Regions from separate parts of the Mus musculus genome. Here region 2 is linked to region 1. A link is a loop called in an ENCODE intact Hi-C map of the cell type or tissue named here. Cell type or tissue: left cerebral cortex. All regions are shown on one strand. Each heading gives the region's core, and the rest is flanking DNA. Links, peaks and the distances in the headings are about the cores only.

The links. A loop is a pair of places that touch in the nucleus more often than their neighbours do. Peaks named below come from ENCODE experiments on the same cell type or tissue, not always from the same donor. Only the 100,000 strongest peaks of a DNase experiment are listed, where the experiment ranks them.
Region 2: it touches region 1 in a loop (3.0-fold over the local background); 3 of 42 quality-filtered maps call a loop at or near these places.

Annotation. Positions count from the first base shown.
Region 1 is chr6:55,679,888-55,682,695 of GRCm38, reverse strand. Neurod6 (neurogenic differentiation 6) reads left to right here and starts at 1,433. Exons shown (of 2, transcript NM_009717.2): 1 at 1,433-1,732. In left cerebral cortex, for the core only: a CTCF peak has its summit at 1,385; DNase peaks (open chromatin) are centred at 309, 943, 1,528 and 2,135; H3K4me3 peaks cover 2,500 bases; H3K27ac peaks cover 2,418 bases.
Region 2 is chr6:55,949,533-55,952,340 of GRCm38, reverse strand. The region is part of intron 9 of Itprid1 (ITPR interacting domain containing 1); the gene reads right to left. Among named protein-coding and RNA genes, the nearest start is that of Ppp1r17, 67 kb to the left of the region's middle. In left cerebral cortex, for the core only: a CTCF peak has its summit at 1,423 (motif pointing right); DNase peaks (open chromatin) are centred at 1,434 and 2,161.

The DNA of each region.
Region 1 (2,808 bases), core at 149-2,648:
GATCTTTTCTACAACCTTTCAGGAAAGGTCAGGCAAACTTTTTTAAGGGGATAGACCTGAGTAGGGTAAAAGGAGCAGAATTGAACCTGGGTGCCAGTTTGGTTGAATCCAAAGTGTATTAAAGCGGCCGAATTCTAAATCTTTCAAAGGTGGGATTTATAAGGGAAGTGCTAACACGACCTCAACCATGCCAGGCTGCCAGGAATTATACTGGGACCAAGAGCATGCTTTTCCACATTAGAGCCAGAGATTGTGCAACTGTCAAACAATGCGGCTTGTCTTTATTTGTTTGTTTGTTTCACTTTTTCAAAAGTTCACATTTTGCCATTTTCTGGTGTGCCTAAAATTCCATGTCCGTTCGGGAAGGAGATGTCTCAGAGGAGGAGAGGAGTGGAGAGAGAGGGCCCCTAGCTTTACATCCTGTTTCATTAGAAGGGCTTTGCCAGCTCTGCTTAACTGCTTCTGCCCTGCTTCGTTAAAAAGGCACCAGGAGGGGGAACGAGGGAAAAGGAGAAATAGAACAGAACACTGATGTTAAAACAATAAGATACTTAAGTGAATCTGGGTCTAGAGAAAACAATGTAGCAAGGATAAAATTAGTAGGGCAGAGAAAAAAAATAATGAAAGCTCCAAAAATTAAGGAAATTAAACCTTTGGTTTAAAAGAATAAATAAAATGTGCTGCTGCCACATGTCAAGGGGAGAAAAACAGCAGATTGAAGCGATGGTTTTCCTGTTTATTGTGTCTGAAAGGAGAAAGCACAAGCAGGTTAAACACCAGGAGATCAGGGAGAGGAACTGAGAGGAGTTAGTGGCTCAGCGGTGAGCAAAATCTAACCAAAGACTCACTTTAGCTCTACAATTGGTCTGTGTGCAGTTCTGTCTGCATACACTCCCTCTGAAAAGTTGCGGAAAAGACAGCAGCAAGTGTAAGGGAGCATTTGAAGATGTCTTTCACAGACCCCAGATGGATAAACTGATCTTTTATTCTGAAATCCTGAGAAGCAAAGAAGTCGGGAGTAGAAAAATACACAGGCACACACCCACAAGTTACATGCCGTAAAGCAAAACAGGGAAATAAGAAGCCCTTTGCTGACCCCTTTGTCGACCTTAATCTTGGTTTCCTTCAGTATCCAACCCCAGCTTCTAGTTCCCACACAAGGCTCTCCTTCCCTGGTACCCAGATGCACCAGGAGGAGCTGGTGATCCTTGCAAAACAACAACCCCACAAACAACAAAAACCTCTCTCACTCACACAAAAGCCCACCTTGCAAATGAATGGAATATTAACGACTGCCTAACAGTTGCACCATTGGCAGGGCGAAACACATCACTAACACAGCTCTTTCTACAGATTGCCAGTGAGACCCGAGCAGCTAGAAGAGAAACACACCTACTGTATGTAAAAGGCTGGTGCAGATTTTTTCCCTATCAGTCTAACCTCCTGTGTTGATGCATGAATGCTGGTACCCACTTACAGGGATGCCAGATGATCAGTGCAGAATGAAGGTCCCAAGAGAGGATCACATGGCTCTCTCTGCCCTGTGACGTCACTAGCAGATGGCATGGGTACCAGCTCTGGCAGTTGGCATCAATGTCACTTTTTAGAGATCAATGAGATAGTGCAGATACACACAGATCTAGAGGCTCCAGGAGACGATGCGACACTCAGCCTGAAAAGATTTGGAAGATCCAAAATGAAAACTGATTATTGAATGAAATTAAAACCTAAGGTAATATAAATAAAGATCTACTCAATTGATGCTGGCTTTGCATGCAAGTATTTAAAGATACAGTATCACTGTCTTAGAGTATTTCTATGTTCTTTGCCATCTATAAGTTCTTATCATATTTCATTCTTATGATATAATTATCACATACTTTCATTACTATTATGTAACATTGCAAATATGTGTATATTTTGTGTGTGTGTGTGTGTGTGTGTGTGTGTGTGTGTGTGTGTGTGTATGTGTAGTGAGGGGCTGGAGATTGTTAAATTAAAAGTCTCTGTTTTAATGTGCCTATTTGGTTGAAGACTTTAGATGAAAAATATTTGCTGCTTTACCCAACAAAAACAAAAAAAAATGCATTTTAAACACAAATTATTTTCCCCTTTCATTTGGGATTCTGAACACACGTGCACAATTGCAGCCAGAATCCGTGGACCGTCCCTGTCCGATATTAGCTAGAGGGAGACTTCCGTGGCTCTTAGAACAAAAACACTAGGAGCGGAACAGCAGTAAACAGACAATTACATTGAGGGAATTCTTAGATGTTAAAGCAGTCGCAACATTTGCTTTGATTTAAAAAAAAAATGCCAGTAATGTTTGTGAGTTTTTTTCCCATTTGTTTATAGTTTTATTTTCGAATGACTCTACTCCCCTTTCCTTTCCTCGAGGCTGGGAGGGCAGCACTCTCTTGCATAGTTCTTCACTCATCAGGAAAAAAAATCAATTTTAAATTTGATCTGATTGATCTTTTCTTTAAATCTGCATGTTCTACAGTCACTTATCTAAATTCCCAGTTTGAGGTTAACAGAAAATAAAGTTGGGGAATATTTTTTTCTAACAAAACCCCCTCCGTTTGTTAGCTTAAGGGAGAGAGAACACTTTTCGTTTTAAACATTGGTTTCTTTTCTATTTTGTTCTCGGGGGAATTAGAATTAATGAAGGTCTGCATTATTGTGTCCTGCTTTTATTTGCTTTAACTCCACTCCATGTGTATTAAAAATCCAGTTTAAAATCCAAGAGAAATAGAAAATGCGATCGTCTCTAATAAGTATTTTCTTTTATATTTTCTTTTGATAATA
Region 2 (2,808 bases), core at 266-2,765, 270 kb before region 1:
TGATGTGTCTTTACACTGTAGGAGTCATTTGTTCTAAAGGGTGTGTATTTGTGGTATTGACAACAGTTACATTTCATTAACTGTATCCCTGTAAAATGACACACAATTGCTAAATCTCACTCAAGTGATATCTCTCAAATTTAATTAAATTTAACAAAAGACCAAACCGAGATTTCCCTTTCATGGTGTGACTGAACAACAGAGTTGAGCATGATGCTCTCACGAACAGGATTTTCAGTTTTTGTTTGCTTTAGAAGTCAAATGTGTACATCCTGAATCATTCTAAGAGACATAAGAAATGTGTGGGGCAATTTACAGATGGCTTAGTTTCTTTAGGAGACTAAGATCTTTGCCCCTTATAAAGTGTTTTCAGGGACTACCAGCAGCTAAGTTCTCGATTTCCTCATTTTAAACTTCCCCTTAGGGCTGTAGTAGTTAAAAGAGATAAAGTATGAGAAATCCCCTAGTCTGGGATAGCTATGATGGATTATTAAGCAAACAGACAGATACAAATGAGTATCGTTTATCACTGCTACATCCTCAAGGTAACACCCAGGCAGGAGGGCTTGACTTCCGGTACAAGAACATGGCTTTTGAAGAGTAATGGAAGCAGCGCTATCTCAGGGGGCCATCCCACCCAGTCCCTGAAGCCTGCCAGGCCACGCCTAGGAGAACTGGAGCTTATGCCAGCGGACCTTTTCTGGGAACCTTCTCCCAAGGAGCTTTGGTCCACTCTGCTAAGTGGAGGCCTTGTTTTGTTTTTATTTTTGTTTTTGTTTTGTTTTTGTCCACCTTGCTTCCTGAAGGTTTTCTTTTTCTTTTAGAAAATTTTTATCATACAAACTTCCCCTCTCATTGGTCCCTGTTCTAAACCAAAACTAGATAAATGACACCCCTCACCACCCAAACCTCTGCTTGATTTCATTTTGCTCTCAATAACTGATAGTTCACCAGCTCTGACTATCCCATGGCTCCTAGAGGCTAAACTCATAATATATTTAGCTAACACGCTATTAGAATACCCAACTGACTCATCTGGCAGATTTATAGCCACATCTACCAGCTTTGGATTCTGTCTCTCCTATGTAGGAACTGTTATTCTCTTATATTGGGCTTCTGACGAGTGAGGTTAATGCCCAATAGTATATGTGTAAATCTAAGAACATGTAATGATAGTTCCCAAGGAACATCATTTTAACTATTATAATTCAGTCTCACTGTTTACACAATTCATGACTGTGATGGATAGCATTGATAGCAACTAGAAATTAACTTCTACAGTGCAAATCTGCCTTCTAGAATTTAGATTTTACTATTTCAGCTGGGTGAGCCCTGCCTGCAAACTTCACCTTTGTACTGAGCTAACAGGCCTACCTACCCAAGGGAAAGATGCCTTAGGCATTTTGTCAAAGTAACCACCAGATGGCAGCATTACACCAACCACGGAGGAGCCAGGGCTCTGCCAAGACCTTCCAATAGAAGAAGCCTTCTCTCTGGACTGTGTCAATAGTAAAAGCACCTGAGTTGCATTGAAAATAGTCTTTGTGTAGAGCATCTCAGGAAACAAAAGAGGGGAAGGAGTTGAAATGTAAATTGTAAAGAGATGAAAAGAAACAGGGTTTACAGGGACAAGGAACATGAAGAAATCATACAGAATAAGAAAACATGGTCCAACCTTGAACTTTGGGGTTAACCATCTACATCAATAGATTCGATATTACCTATTTAATTGCCAAGTGTCTCTCTCATTCATTGTCACAGGGTAGGAAGTCTGTGACCTCTCAGGGGTAAGGCTGAGTCACATGTCTTAGGACTTGTGTGGACTTACAGATGACGCAAAACCAAAGGGCTCCAGGAGGGGCTTGGAACCTGAGATGAAGAGCGGCGGCTTTGCCCAATAGGAAGCAGCGAGGATTGTTTGGGCTGGAGTGGCTATCACGGAGGCATTTTTAGAATGCCATTTCAAATGCTTCGGAACATCTTTATGGTTTTGTCTTCAGATCCCCGCATAAGTCAAGATGGGGTTACCAATTAGGTACCGTGGGGGACCTTCTAGAGCCTTCCTTATTAGCTATTCTTGTCTAAGTTTTGTGTTGGCTCCTACGCGTTCAAGGTTCATTCTGTCAATGATAGCTTGACTTCCATTGGAAACCTTTCTGTGTCATCTCTGGCGTCCCACACATTCGTGCTGTGAGTCAACTCCTTGCTAATGCAGTGAGAAGTGCAGGGCACAGAGGCAGGGCTACAGATGTTCCTGTGGGACCCTTCATCCCTAGAATGTGCACTGGGTCCCCTCAGGTCTTATACTGCCCTAGATGCTATACAGTGTCAGCAAAGATGCCTGCTCTCCTGACCTCAGGTCTCATCCCAGATATGCATGAAGAAGAGATAGTATGTTCATGGGTTTTGAAAAACCTATCTGAAACATGTCAATGCCTTCACTCGTGCCAGAAGTTCTAGAGAGTTCAGGTTTTCCGATGGAGGATTTCTGCAGCACACTTGAGAGTGCCCGTGAGCCCTCAGCTGATGCTTTGCAAGCTGTGAATTTTTCCCTTTCCTTGTTCTATTATTCCAGGTTTAGCGGTTTCTCCTCCACTCTTCAGTCAGAATAGCTACATTTCTTAGTCACTGGAAAAAAAGTACTTCTCTAAAAGTAAATTTATTTGGCTTGATACCATTAAGTATTAATTAATTCACTATTATAAAACAGTACACAACGGTGAAGACAATTTAGAAAATGAAAAATATCTTTATCTAATCATGTGGGAAGACAAGTATTTCTATATATATCTGTGTATTTTAGCCCAG